Regions from separate parts of the Homo sapiens genome. Here all the other regions are linked to region 1. Evidence: chromatin contacts called from ENCODE Hi-C or POLR2A ChIA-PET data. All regions are on one chromosome and are shown on one strand. The core of a region is the stretch at or near the end of the contact, and the rest is flanking DNA. Distances in the headings are between cores, read along the strand shown. Region 1 holds the start of TUBA1C (tubulin alpha 1c). Region 2 holds the start of RACGAP1 (Rac GTPase activating protein 1). Region 3 holds the start of BCDIN3D-AS1 (BCDIN3D antisense RNA 1). Region 4 overlaps NCKAP5L (NCK associated protein 5 like).

Region 1 (3,512 bases), core at 535-3,034:
GAGCCACTGCGCCAGGCCTGTTGGTTGTTTTTCTTCCCTATCCCACTCCCACTTCCCTATCTTCCCTATTCCCTCTCCATGAGGCAGAGCCATCAGTTTTGCTCACAAACATATTCCCTAAGCATCTCGGATACTGTGCTAAATATATCTGGGGAATGAATGAAAAAGTTGAAAAGCTCTACTAAGACTAAAATCTCTACACATATGTTCCACAAGGGCCATTTTGTATGTGTGAGTTGAAGTATATCTTGAACTCCTGACCTCAAGTGACCTGCCTGCCTCGGCCTCCCAAAGTGCTGGACTTACAGGCATGAGCCACCGTGCCCGGCCAGAAAATTCACTTTTGTTCCCTCAATATTTCCATAAACTCTGTATCTCCCAGAGATGGTCAAGGAATTCATGAGCTAAGATAACATGATAGAGTTGCAGAGAAACAAAAACAACAGAAATAAAAGGCGCTTCTGAGAAACCTTGGCAGAGATGGTCAGAGAGGCACATTTAGTATGACGCAGTACAAGTTAGTGTTGAAGGGTTTAATTCCTCGGAGCTCTACTTTCCTCATCTGTAAACTAGGGATAATAATTCATAGAGTTTGTCATATGGATGAAATGTGATCATGTGATATGAAAAGCCAACTACTCGGCCAGGCGCGGTGGCTCACGCCTGTATTCCCAGCACTTTGGGAGGCCGAGGCGGGCGGATCACGAGGTCAAGAGATCGAGACCATCCTAGCTAACACTGTGAAACCCCGTCTCTACTAAAAATACAAAAATTTAGCCAGGTGTGGTGGCACGCGCCTGTAGTCTCGGCTACTCAGGAGGCTGAGGCAGGAGAATCGCTTGAACCCGGGAGGCAGAGGTTGCAGTGAGCTGAGATCGCGCCACTGCACTCCAGCCTGGGTGACAGAACGAGACTCCGTCTCAAAAAAAAAAAAAAAGCCAACTACTCTGCATAGTTAGCAATCAAAAAATGTAAGCTATTCATTATCCTAATGAACTGAAAAAACTGCTTTTGCGCCTATCGGGAGGAGACTGTTAGAAGCCAAAGGCTCATTTAAAGAGGACGTAAGGAAAAGCAACCAAAAAGGTGGGAATAGAGTTTAAGGCGCGTTCGTGGTGATTCAGACCTAGAGTGGGGAGCAAGCCCTCTCTCTGGACAGCCCTCAGCGGCGAGGGGAGCGGGCGCCCGCGGGCCCAGCCGGGGTGCCCGGCAGCCAGGACTCCGAGGCGGAACCCGCAGCCTGGTCCCGGCGTCGGCGCCTCCCCGGCGGCGTAGGGAGCGCAGCCGCGGGGACCGGGGGCGAGGCCGGGGCGGTGCAGTAAGGGCTTCCCTCCTGGGCGCGGTCGCCCTCTTACCTGGAGCTTCCCCTCGCTGGGGTTTTGCCCACCTGACGCCCCCGCACCCACCGGGGACGGGGCAGACGTCCGGCCTGCTCCCTCCTCCCAGTGGACACCTCTGTCCCTGTCCCGGCCCATTCTCCAGCCCCAGAGCCCTTCCTGCCCTTCCTCCCCTTCCTCCCCTTCCTCCCCTTCCTCCCCTTCCTCCCCTTCCTCCCCTTCCTCCCCTTCCTCCTCTTCCTGCTCCTGGCTCCTTCCGACGAGTTTGGTTTGAACTTTTGAATCCGCCAATCAGCGCCGCGCGCCCCCACTCCGCGGGTGCGGCCGGGCGCAGGCCAGGGCTCGAAGGTGGGGCCGCAGCGGCACGGGGCGGGGTCTGGGGCCCGCCCTCCCGACACGTGGCCGGGGACCGGGTATATAAGGCCCTTCGGGGCCGGCCACCCTTTCACTACTTCTCCCCCGGACTCCTTGGTAGTCTGTTAGTGGGAGATCCTTGTTGCCGTCCCTTCGCCTCCTTCACCGCCGCAGACCCCTTCAAGTTCTAGTCATGGTGAGTGGGGTTCCCTCGGGGCTGGGGAAGAGTGCGCGTCCCAGGGGACGGCGGGCCCGGAAACTACTGCCTGCACCTCGGGCCGCGCCCAGGACAGCTCCAGACTACCCCGGGCCCCTCCGGTTAACCTGGCTTGTGGCGGCCGGGCTGGAAGGTCGAGTTCACTTGGCAGACACCAGTTCGGGCCGGAAAACCTGGCCCGGGTGCGGCCATCAGTGGAAATGGAAAGCCCTCTTGATCCTAGTGAGGGCTTTCCCCGCAGGGCCCGCTACTGCCCTAGGGAGGAAGGTCAGGGAGCCTGCTCATTGGCCTCCAAGAACTTAAACTAAAAATCCCTCCCCACGTTTTCTCAAGCGACCTCTCCTTCCTACTGCCTTACAAACTGGGCCCCGGAGGCCCTCGTGCGCTCCCGCACCGACGGTGCAGCACTTCCTGGCTCCCCCTCTCCAGCGCCCAGTGACTCGCTGCTGAGTCACCTGTGGCCCTGCCCTGGGGAGAGCTTCCAACTGCGCCAGTCCACTTGAGAATGGAGGCAGGCACCTCCTTGGAAGGGAATAATTAACTTTCACGTTGCCTAATCCTGCATTTCTGGTGTTAATCTAGTGGTAGGTTTATAGCTGAAGCTTTCTACTTAAGCCGGGTTTAAAAACACGTCCACAAAAGGATATTTTCTTATAAAACCAGAGTTGGCCCGGCGCAGTGGCTCACGCCTGTAATCCCAGCACTTGTTCGAGACAAACCTGGCGAACATGGTGAAACCCCGTCTCTACTTTAAAAAAAAAAAAAAACAAAAAAAAACGCTGGGCGTGGTGGCGCGCGCCGGTAATCCCAGCTACTCGGGAGGCTGAGGCAGGAAAATCGCTTGAACCCAGGAGGCGTAGGTTTCCCTGAGCCGAGATCGCGCTACTGCACTCCAGTCTGGACGACAGAGCGAAACTGTCTCAAAAAAACGCAAACCCGGCCCGGCGCGGTGGCTCACGCCTGTAATCCCAGCACTTTGGGAGGCTGAGGCTGGTGGATCACGAGATCAGGAAATCGAGACCATCCTGGCTAACACGGTGAAACCCCGTCTCTACTAAAAAAAAAAAAAAAAAAATTAGCTGGGCGTGGTGGCAGGCGCTTGTAGTCTCAGCTACTCGGGAGGCTGAGGCAGGAGAATGGCGTGAACCCGGGAGGCGGAGCTTGCAGTGAGCCGAGATCGCGCCACTGCACTCCAGCCTGGGCGACAGAGCAAGACTCCGTCCAAAAACAAAAAAAAACCCGCAAACCCCAGAGTAAACTAGTACCACGTGTTCTTAGTTCAGTTTTCAAGAAACGTGAAATTATACGTAACTTGAGTGTTTTCTATAAAGCTTCCAGAAGTATTGAAAACAACTATCTTAGGCCGGGCGCGATGGCTTATGGTTGTAATCCCAGCACTTTGGGAGTCCGAGGCGGGAGGACCGCTTGAGCTCAGGAGGTCGAGACCAGCCTGGGCAACACGGTGAAACTCCGTCTATACTAAAAATACAAAAATTATCTGGGCGTCGTGGTGCGTGCCTGTAGTCCCAGCTTCTCGGGAGGCAGGGGTGGGAGGATCTTTTGATCCCGGGAGGTGGAAGCTGCAGTGAGCCCAGATCGCACCA
Region 2 (3,512 bases), core at 704-3,203, 760 kb after region 1:
CTGGCCAACATGGTGAAACCGTATCTCTATTAAAAATAAAAAATTAGCCAGGCATGGTGGTGCACACCTGTAATTCCAGCTACTCCGGAGGCTGAGGCAGAAGAATCATTTGAACCCGGGAGGCAGAGTTTGCAGTGAGCCAAGATCGCACCACTGCACTTCAGCCTGGACCACAGAGCAAGACTCCTTCTCAAAAAAGAAAAAGAAAAAGAAAAAAAAAGTAAACTAGTACAACCTTTATGGAAAACAGTATGGAGACTTCTCAAAGAACTAAAAATGGAACTACCATTCAATCCAGCAATCCCACTAATGGGTATAAGGGTAAGAAATCAGTATATCGGCCGGGCGTGGTGGCTCATGCCTGTAATCCCAGCACTTTGGGAGGCCGAGGTGGGCAGATCAGGAGGTCAGTAGATCAAGACCATCCTGGCTAAAACGGTGAAACCCCGTCTCTACTAAAAATACAAAAAATTAGCCGGGCGTGGTGACGGGCCCCTATAGTCCCAGCTACTCGGGAGGCTGAGGCAGGAGAATGGCGTGAATCCGGGAGGCGGAGCTTGCAGTGAGCCGAGATCGCGCCACTGCACTCCAGCCTGGGCGACACAGCGAGACTCCGTCTCAAAAAAAAAAAAGAAATCAGTATATCAAAAAGACCCCTGCATTGATATATTTATCACAGCAGAATTTACAGTAGCAAAGATACGGTATCAACCTAAGTGTTCATCAACGAAGGATTGGATAAAGAAAATGTAATATATAGACAGACATACACCACAGAATACTACTCAGCCATAAAAAAGAATGAAATCACGTCTTTTGCAGCAACATGGATAGAACTGGAGGCCATTATCCTCAGTGAAATAACTCAGAATGTCAAATACCGCATGTTCTCACTTATAAGTGAAAGCTAATCAATGGGTACACAGACATACAGAGTGGAATAATACACACTGGAGAATACAAAAGATGGGAAGGTGGAGGGGGCTGAGGGTTGAAAAACTACGTATTGGGTACAATGTTCACTATTTGAGTGATGGGGACACTAAGAGACCAGACCTCACCACGACGCGATATATGCATGTAAGAAATCTGCACTTGTACCCCCTAAATATACAAAAATTTTTTTAAGTCCCCTCCAAAAGATAAATACTTATTGAATGATTAAGCTACAGGAAAGGCGCCTTCTCTAAACACCTACAATAACTCGGAAAGCTTATTTACCCGACACATTAGAAAGATAATGCTTTCTTAAAAAAAAAAAGGGCTTATCTACCCACCTACCCCCACTTTCCGACACACACCTCTCGGCCTACGGATGAAATCCTGTGAAGAGAAATGTACGTGAAAGTGTACAAGTAAGGCCTCGTTGTTACTGAGGGTAAGAATCAGGATGAGAAGGACAAGATGTCATTGCCTTGCCTTGCCTCCCTAGACATACGAGACCCACGAAGTAGAGGGGCTCCACTGCAGGCCGCCCGGGCCTCTCAAACACCAGGGCTCTTCCCTTCGAAAACGATGGGGTGTCACTCCAACCACTCTTAAACTCGTATCTGACTGAGAGACTCTTGTTTAGGATGACTCCTGCCCTGGTCCAGCCACCACCTCAAAAAGACGCCCCCGGCTTTCCACAAAACCCGGCGCCAAGACAGAAGCCCCCGACCCTCCCAGGCCGCGTCCATTCGACCTGCCACGACCCCCACCCCAGAAAAGCCCGAGTGGAGAGGCTGTGGCTGCCAGCCTGTCCCGCTGTCCCGCTGTCCCGGACCCCCGCGGCGGCCACGGCTCACCACACGAACACTCTGCTTCCTATCACAATCCAGCGGCAGACGCACCTGGTCTGGCACCCCCACTACTCACTTCAGTCAGCCTGGCCCCACCTGGGCCACCCTTCACTTCGCTCCGCGCCTCACCCAACGGCAGAGCAGCGCCGCGCCCACAGCTCCGGTTTGAAAACCTTCACCAACCAATCACAGAGAAATTTATTCCTCCCGCGCCGTCCCTCTACGGTGTGACGTACGCGTCAGGGCCACGCGGAGGTGACGGGAACGGGAATGAGCATGCGCATTCTGACAAAGCGAAGCCAAAGGTGGCCATTTTGACTAATGTCAACGGTTTTTCGGTTTTTTTTGTTTTTTTTTGCGGTGCCCTTTCCGGAAGTCATTCAGGATGCCATATTGACTAAGGGCAAGTGGTACTTCCTGAATGCGAATTATTCTTGGTCTCACTGTCTGCGGGACTAGGGCCCTTGGAAACGATTAACTGAACAATGTCAGCTCTCACAGTAGAATCAGAAGAATACCAGGAGTTAGAACAGCAGTTAGTTTCAAGCACATTCACTGAGCTATATTATCCCTTCCATTGATGTATCCATTCAGACTTTTATTTGACACACATTGAATGAGCCCACATCATCACAAGCACTCCACTGGGAATCGGAAAAATAAAGATGGTATGGTCTCTACTGTCCAGTAGCTACGAATGGAGGCGATAGCTCTAGAAAACAAAAATAAATACAAAATGAAAATAAAATACTATAATTCCATTTAATAAACGTTATTTAGAACTTGGCATTGTGCTAGCACAGGAGCTTTCATGCTTTTTAAAAACTCTGGACCCACAGTGAGAAATACATTTTACGTTGCAACCGGGTAATGAAAACTCTGCTCATCCTTACTACATGCAAAGTACCCAGAACTCACTACTCAACAACGCATGGCTACCCGCAATTTGGAAAAATACTGGCTGGAGCATACAAGAAGCGCTGTGGTTTAAAGGAAAGATCACTTACTGTCACATTGGTCCTTAATTTAAAAAAAAAAAAAGAAAAGAAAGATCACAGATTTGGGGGAGGGAGATTAGGGAGATGTTGGTCAAGAGATATAAAATTTCAGTTAGAGGAAAATTTAGATCTATTGTACAACACAGTGACTGTAGTTAATAACAAAGTATAATGCATTTGAAAATTGCTAAGAGTAGATCTTAAATGCTCTCACCACACACCTCAATAAAGTATGTGAGGTAATGGATATATTAATTCGCTTGATTTAGTCATTCCACAGTGTATACATACATCAAAACATCACCATAAATATATAAAATTGTATTTTATCCAAAAATCACATCACAAATTTTGTAACCCGAAAATTTGACTCCACTTTTATTTTAGAGACAGGGTCTTACTCTGTCACGCAGGCTGGAGTGCAGTGGCACAATTATAGCTCACTGCAAATATGAACTCCTACACTCAAGGGATCCTCCCTCATACCTAGGACTACAGGCACATGATCAAGGTAATTCTTTTGCTTGTTTGTTTATCTTTTGTAGAGAAGGGTCTCACTATGTTGTCCAGGCTAGTCTTGAACTCCTGGCCTTAGGTGATCCTCCCACCTGAGCCTCCCAAAGCACTGGGATTACAGACAGTAGCACTCCACCTGGCCTTGAACAATAGCAGGCGTTCGGCTGACCCACCCATATTATCACTTTTTAATACTTCTGTACTTCACTTCCTCCAA
Region 3 (3,512 bases), core at 524-3,023, 560 kb after region 1:
CCCGCTTGCTCCCCAAACACTTAGGTCTTCACCGGCCTATCATGAAGATCCTTCTTCCCTGCCAACCACAGCACCTGCCCCTCCAGGTCCTCACTCTCTTCGTGAGGGCCAGAGCTGGAGAAAGATGCTGGAGGGACAAAGCCACCTCATGCACAGACCATAGACTTTGAAAACAAGCTTGAACATGGGAATATCTCCCCGGAAAGGAATACACACGGTTTCTTTGGGATAGGAAACCCACTAATCCCAGGTTGTTTTTAGGAAGATGGGGGGACCAATTTGAGAAGTGAATTTTCCTATCACACAAGGAGTCTCAGAGAGCCAGATGGCGTAATGTCTGCAAGGGAGGGTCTGCAACAAGGCAAATGGGCTATGTTCATTTTCCCCGAAAGTACTGACCACAAAACGGTAAGGCATTGACACTCTTTCTACTGCTCCCCAGGCCACCCCTGCCCGGGCCACTTCCTCTGGCTGACCATTGTGCTTAAGAAGGAGGACCCATGACAGACGCGGAGAAGTGGGAGGGAGGGATTGCCTCTACAGCCAGAGAACTCCTTAGCCCAAGACCCCCAGCTCCTCAGCAAGGCAGGCCTTTAAGAAGTAGCAGCTGGACAGACTAAGTGGACTCAGCTGATCCAGCCCTGGGATGCCTGGAAAACCAGGCCTGTGGGAGGTGAGGGCCCTCTGTGCCCTTGGGGCCGTGCCAGGACTGGAGATAACGCGGGACCTTGGGCCCAGGACAGGGAGAGGGGAGCTAGGATCCGGGCAGCCGCTTTCTTAGTTGGGCTAAGCCAGGGAAGCGTCGGGCACAGATGAATTCTCTGCATTCTTCTGGCACCGCAGCCAGCACCCAGAGGGCCTTTTCTGCAGACGCTGCCCTGTCCCTGCTCCCTGCCCAACCAACCCTTCTCCCTCCCTTAGCTTCTCTTCAGCGTGCAGCCCACCAGGTCCTTCCTCCTTCCCGCAGCCCCTCAAAGCCTTTGAAGGGGCTGTTCTCTAGGAGACCCGGTCTTTCCGCCTCTCCCCGCCTTCCCCAGGCCCTACCGCCCCAGGCCACGGGGAATGGGAAGGAGTGCGAAAGGGAGCCCCAGGCTCGTCTCCGCGCCTGCGCTTTGGGGAGAGAGCCCCTCCCCCCGCAATAACCCGGCACCGCTAAGCGGCACCCGGACGGTGGGATGCGGGTTGGGTGGGGTGAGCAGCTGGGGCAAGGTCAGTGCTTTCAAAGAGGGAGGGGAGCCCGGCCCCCGGAACATCCCCCACTCCCGAAAGTTTCCCTTCCGGGGCCACGGAGTGTGCGCGAGGATGGCGCGGGGGGCGGGAGGGGGTGGGGTGGGGGTGCACAGAGTCGCAGCCGGACCCCCGAGGAGGGTGCGGCTGGAGGGAGGGACGGAGGGGCGGGCAGCAGGGTTTGGGCAGGAAGCCGCGACGCCCTCTCCGACTCTGTACTGCCACGAGAGCCTTACCCTCCACACCCCACTCCCCCCGGCCCGGAGCTACAGATCGCCCCCCCGCACTCGCCGCCCTTTCAATCCCAAGTAGACCCAGAACTCACCGAAATCAGGTGTTGAGCTGGGCCAGGGCAGGCCGGATCCGCCAGGTCCATGGCCGCGGCTTGGGGGCGGGGGGCAGAGAAAGGGGGGTGCCGGAGCCGCCTCCTGATGTCAAGGCTTTAAAGGGGCCGGGGAGCCCCGCCCCTGGCCCTGACCCCGCCTCCCTCCTCCCTAGCAGCCAATCCACGTTCAGCCTGGATGCGCGCCCCTCCCAGCCCCCTCCAGATGTTCCCAGGACGCGAGCTAAGTCTGCCCGGCCGGCGCGCGCCGCTTCCGCTTTGGTGGGAAGGACCTCCCTTCCCCCTTATAGAAACACTTTCTCCAGGCCGGGCCGGGCTTGGTAAACCTCAGCCGTGCCTGGGTAGAGGACGCCGGGCTGGGCCGAGCGGGGGTGGAATGAGGGCGTCTAGAACAGAGAAAACTAAGTAGGTGCGCGCGGGCCCACAGGCATGCGCGTTTGCTTCTGTGGGGCTGGGCGTGCACGTGTATGTGTGGTTGTGAGCGTCGGTGTTTGTAATTTGCTTTTCTGCATACGTGTTGGGTGTAAATCCATGGGGGAAAGGCTTGAGTGCCTCTTTGGCCTTAAATGCTCCCGCCTCTCTCTTCCTTCTCCAGGATGGGGTCGTCCCCCCAGTAATCTGGAAAACAGTTACAGCAACAGGCTCCTCTCATCAGACGGCAGTGCTGGTCGTTTCCTCACTGGTTTGCGGGGAAGGCTGGGCAGAAAAAGGATGCAACCTTGTTCTCAACCACTTGCTATCTCGGTGAGGATGAGGAAAAGCAAACAGCCCATCCAGGCCCCTGCAGAGCCTCAGAGCTTCAATATCATTCCCATTAGTCCTTAATTAAACACCTATTTGCCCTTGCCTAAATACCGTATAACCCTCACAGCCTGCATTGTAGTGACTGCCCCAGAAATGTAGGTTCTCACCTGGGTTCTGCAGGGAAATACGAAGGAATCCCTAGGTACAGTCTCCGCCTACTTCATTAAAATTTCTTTTGTTGCGAGTATACAAAGGATGCAGCTTAGAGTATCATATTAGTCCAATAAAGGAACATAAAAAGTAAGGCAAGTTAGGGTGCTCAGATTGGCTAGGATTAAGAGTTCTTTTCTGAAGGAGGTTTATTTAAATACGGAATTTGAAGGGCAGAGAGAGCTTGAGTAGGGTCCAGGCAGGGTAAAGGCCACAAGGAGATTCAGATAGGAAAGAGCAAATTATCTGCGTGGGACCGTGAGCAGATCACCGTGGTACGTTGGGAAGTGGGAGAAATTAATGGAGGAGGTTTCTTATGGAGGAGAGCAGAATAAGGATATGGATGTGACAAGACATAAGATAAAGAAGTCATTTTGGGTTCTTGAGCATAGAGGTAGTTTGATGAAAAGAGTGCCCAAGGACAGCTATTACTGGAACCTAAAAGATGTCTTGATGGGTACCCCCACCAGCTTTCTCATTTTTTTGCTTAAAAAATATTTTATTCTTTTCTTTTCTCTGAGATGGAGTCTCACTCTGTCCCAGGTTGGACGGAGTGCAGTGGCACAATCTCTGCTCACTGCAACCTCCACCTCCTGATTTCAGGTGATTCTCCTGCCTCAGCCTCCCAAGTAGCTGGTATTATAAGAGTGCACCACCACACCTGGCTAATTTTTGTATTTTTAGTAGAGACGGAGGCTTCACCATGTTGGCCAGGCTGGTCTCGAACTCCTGACCTCAGGTGATTTGCCCACCTCGGCCTCCCAAAGTGCTAGGATTATAGATGTGAGCCACCATGCCCGGCCCTTAAATTATTCTTAACGTGCAATAAAATGCACACATCTTAGGTGCTTTGTTTGGTGAATTTCAAAATATACACCTATGTAATTAACACCCAAAACAAGATACTGAACCACCACCCTATAAAGTTCCCTCATGCCCCTTTATAGTTGATCACCCCACACCCACCACCACCCTCCCCTGGCAACTT
Region 4 (3,512 bases), core at 550-3,049, 540 kb after region 1:
ACACGTACTTTGCTCCAGCCAAGCTGCACAGCTTGCTGCTCTCTGGGCTTCCCTGCCCTTGGATCTTTGCTCATGCTGTTCTTTCCACAGGGATCCCTCTGCCCCAGTCCCCATTCCACTCTTAAAATCTCCCATCCGGCCGGGCATGGTGGCTCATGCCTGTAATCCCAGCACTTTGGGAGGCAGAGGCGGGTGGGTCACCTGATGTCAGGAGTTCGAGACCAGCCTGACCAACATGGAGAAATCCTGTCTCTACTAAAAATAGAAAATTAGCTGGACATGGTGGCGCATGCCTATAATCCCAGCTACTCGGGAGGCTGAGGCAGAAGAATCGCTTGAGCCCGGGAGGCAGAGGTTGCGGTGAGCCGAGATCGCGCCATTGCACTCCAGCCTGGGCAACAAGAGTGAAACTCCATCTCAAAAAAATCTTCCATCCATCCATTAAGGCCCAGTTCCACTGTCATTTCCATCCTTCTCTGATGGCCTCCCCACACTGTCCCCTGGGTTCTTTGACGGCACTGTCACACTCTGCCTTGTGGCATGGCGTCTCTACCTCCCTGAGCTCCCAACAGTCCCAGGGTCCTGGGCTCCTGTTGGCCTGCAGAGGCCTCAGCCCTTAGACAGGGCCTTGTGATGCAGTCCAATTCCATACGTGTTGTCAAAGGCACTGCTCACAGTAAGAGCTTAATTGGCATTTGTGCAAAGGGGCTTTCACCCTAGCAAAGCACAAGCTGGGAATCACATCATAAACAGCTGCCACTGACTGACTATCTACTGTGGGCCAAGCGCGACACATCATCTCATTGAATCTTCACGTCAACTGCAATATGGGTATTTTTATCCTTATCTGTAAAGAAAAAACTATAGTCTGTAAACCTTAGTAATTTGCCCCAGGTCACACAGCTAAGAAGTAGCTAAGTTAGGGATCCAACCCAAGTTTATCCGAGGCCAAGCTTCGTGCTCTTTCCATTATGTCATGTTACCTCTGGGGAAGATAAATCTATTGGCCCAAACCCCATGAGGTTCCAGAATTCATTTAGGTAAAAAGTAAATGATTTAAGGACACTCGACCCCTCTGTTATCAGCAGTCATTGAGAAGAGTGTGCTGGGGTGGGCTGAGCTGCTGTGGTTGGGCCTCCGGGGATTCCAGGGTGAACCCTGCCACAGGGACAGATCTAGGGCAAGGAGAACTGCAGAGTCACTGCTGTGGACTCTGACCCAGCTCTGTGCCAACCTGGCGAGACGGGGGCTCCAGAGTGGCCATGGTGACAAGGGGCCGCCTCTGCAAGGGCCAAGCTACCAGTGAGCAGAGGGGCTGCCTGCTCAGGGGCTGGGGGCCAAGAGCTGCCCAGTTTGCCTCAGACAGACACAAACACGCACACCCCCCTCCCCCATACACACACACAGAAAAGTGCTTCTCTTCTTGTCAAAGTGAGGGGAAGGGGCTGGCTAACCTCAGAAACAACCTGCTGCTCACCTCAGGCATCTGGAGCTGCTCCTGATCCTCCCACCCCCATGTCTTACCCCATCCTTGGGGGTTCCTCACAGAGTAACCTCAAGTGACACCTTAACTCAGCCCAGGAGTCACTCCCAATAGCCTCCTGCTTCTCCTGGGGAAGGGAGGTGTCAGGGCTCCCAGCAGAGACTGTCTGTGAACAGTTATCAGAACCGAAATGTCTTTCCTGACCTCTCTGTGACACCATACCCTAGGCTGCCTAACACCCAGCCCTACCCCTGTGCCCGGCCAAGAAGAGGCTGTGTCAGTGGCCAAATAAGCCTCTTGGAAGCTTGAAATAATTGCATCTGCAGACTCCACCCATCTCCCCACCCAAGGCAGGAGCAAGTGCAAAGCTCTGTCAACAAGAAGGGACACCCTCCCGCTGGTGGGGAGCACTGGGAGGAGGGAACGGCCAAACCCAGGGGACTTGGGTAGTTTCCATACCCCCAGAATGGAAGGTGGACAGCTGATGGCCTGCTTCCCTAGGGGCACGTGAGAAGACAGTGATGGGGCCGATGGAGCCGAGGAGGCAGGAGGCAGTGCGATGGGAGTGAAAGGAGCGCAGATGCCTACCTGAGGGAGCGAGCCTGTCGTGAGCTGGAGTTTCTGCTGAAACAGGGCACTCAGCATCTGGTTCTGCCGTTCCAGGTCAAACACTCTCTTCTTCAGCTTGATGCACTCCTCTCGCAGGTCCTGCCGCCCACCCCGGGAAGTGCAGGAAGAAGAGGTGAGGATGGTGGGAGAGTGTCACAGTGCTCTTCATCAGAGCAGCGGCATCTGTCTGGAGGCCCCAGGACCCTTCTGGGCACACACTTCCGCTGCAACCTCCTTCTATGAGGAATCTAAGCCTGCCGATGTTGGTAGCTATAGCATCTTCTAGGGATGGTAAATTCTCTAAAGTTTATCACCCCTGGTGGGAGGTAAATCCTATTCTCTTTGTTATCTTTCTCATCCCTAGAATCGACCCCCCGCCTCTTTTTTTCTTTTTTTTTTGAGACGGAGTCTCACTTTGTCGCCAGGCTGGAGTGCAGTGGTGCAATCTCGGCTCACTACAACCTCCACAACCTGGGTTCAAGCGATTCTCCTGCCTCAGCCTTCCTAGTAGCTGGGACTACAGGAGTGCACCACCATGCCCAGCTAATTTTTTTATTTTTAGTAGAGACGGGGTTTCACCATGTTGGCCAGGATAGTCTTGATCTCTTGACCTCGTGATCTGCCCACCTCGGCCTCCCAAAGTGCTGGGATTGCAGGCGTGAGCCACCGCGCCTGGCCCTCTGCCTCTTAGAAACCACACATCAAAAAAGGGCCTATATAAGACAGAGCAAGGCCTTGGAGTTAAAGTGGCCCCAATGTCAAGAAGTTATCCACCATAGGTGAGTAAATATTCAGATGCCATTTAGGCTCACAACATCAACACTGCTTTAAGGGCTATCACAACCTGGAAAAGCCAGCTGGGGACAGGGTAAGGGAAGAAGTCATGCTCAAATCAGTGACCACTGCTCAGAGACCTGGCCTTACCTAGTCCCACCTCTGTCTCTAGGTAGAACAGAATGGACCCGCCCAAGGCGGAAAGACGGGGAATCACTGGAGGGCAACAGCCCATGTCCTCCAAGCCCTTAGTCTCCAGGAAGGGTCTCATCTGCTGTGCCCAGGGCTTCTCCCCAGGGTGTCTGGGTTACTCACCTTCTGGTTCAGCAACGCCTGTACCACATGGTTGGCAACCTGGGGACAGAAAGCCCCGAGGCAGAGCCATCAGCTGACCCCAGCTTCTGCCAGGAGCAGATGAGCCACATCCCCCCAGTCCCACTACAGACCCACAGACCTCGTCCAGACAGCGCTCATAAGTCTCCCGCTGGTTTTCGTTGGCCTGGGCAAGTGCCGAGTTCTCTGCCTGCAGGAGTGAGGGAGGAAGAGGGCAAAAAGGTGGCTTTGGGGATTATTCTTCCCCCAGGGCACATTCCTTTTGGGAAAGGGGAGGCAACTACAGGGGTGCTAACTATACCCCCACTCCAGC

The links. Hi-C counts contacts between places; a loop is a spot of excess contacts on that map. ChIA-PET counts read pairs that join two places held with the same protein, here RNA polymerase II (POLR2A). Pooled maps may share reads with other maps.
Region 2: a pooled map shows a loop between it and region 1 (10-fold over the local background). The contact joins the promoter of RACGAP1 here to the promoter of TUBA1C in region 1. A Hi-C loop is called at or near these places in 6 of 50 pooled maps. POLR2A ChIA-PET finds 5 or more read pairs at or near these places in 4 of 52 experiments (CD4-positive, alpha-beta T cell, GM10248, activated CD8-positive, alpha-beta memory T cell and 1 more).
Region 3: a loop to region 1 is called in a map of naive thymus-derived CD4-positive, alpha-beta T cell, with 3 times the contacts of the local background. The contact joins the promoter of BCDIN3D-AS1 here to the promoter of TUBA1C in region 1. A Hi-C loop is called at or near these places in 1 of 168 maps with a recorded cell type or tissue (naive thymus-derived CD4-positive, alpha-beta T cell) and 8 of 50 pooled maps. POLR2A ChIA-PET finds 5 or more read pairs at or near these places in 6 of 52 experiments (B cell, GM10248, GM12878 and 3 more).
Region 4: a map of HepG2 shows a loop between it and region 1 (17-fold over the local background). The contact joins the enhancer-like site here to the promoter of TUBA1C in region 1. A Hi-C loop is called at or near these places in 1 of 168 maps with a recorded cell type or tissue (HepG2) and 1 of 50 pooled maps. POLR2A ChIA-PET finds 5 or more read pairs at or near these places in 3 of 52 experiments (GM12878, WTC11 and activated CD8-positive, alpha-beta T cell).

Annotation. Positions count from the first base shown.
Region 1 is chr12:49,263,298-49,266,809 of GRCh38, forward strand. It overlaps TUBA1C (tubulin alpha 1c), which reads left to right and starts at 1,785. Exons shown (of 4, transcript NM_032704.5): 1 at 1,785-1,887. The coding sequence starts at 1,885. RefSeq lists silencers at 1,107-1,546, 1,587-1,846, 2,201-2,414 and an enhancer at 1,977-2,136.
Region 2 is chr12:50,023,541-50,027,052 of GRCh38, forward strand. It overlaps RACGAP1 (Rac GTPase activating protein 1), which reads right to left and starts at 1,954. Exons shown (of 17, transcript NM_001319999.2): 1 at 1,858-1,954. RefSeq lists an enhancer at 1,817-1,906.
Region 3 is chr12:49,826,770-49,830,281 of GRCh38, forward strand. It overlaps BCDIN3D-AS1 (BCDIN3D antisense RNA 1), which reads left to right and starts at 1,774. Exons shown (of 3, transcript NR_027501.1): 1 at 1,774-1,975; 2 at 2,166-2,314. NCKAP5L (NCK associated protein 5 like) reads right to left here and starts at 1,644. Exons shown (of 13, transcript NM_001037806.4): 1 at 1,553-1,644. RefSeq lists enhancers at 1,053-1,102, 1,518-2,096, 2,097-2,675 and a silencer at 1,363-1,772.
Region 4 is chr12:49,799,777-49,803,288 of GRCh38, forward strand. It overlaps NCKAP5L (NCK associated protein 5 like), which reads right to left. Exons shown (of 13, transcript NM_001037806.4): 4 at 3,321-3,389; 5 at 3,182-3,220; 6 at 2,072-2,191. Among named protein-coding and RNA genes, the nearest start is that of NCKAP5L, 27 kb to the right of the region's middle. RefSeq lists an enhancer at 1,581-2,081. Within about 2 kb of position 1,800, at least 4 of the 41 ENCODE cell types and tissues checked have a DNase peak (open chromatin) inside an H3K27ac peak, as active enhancers do.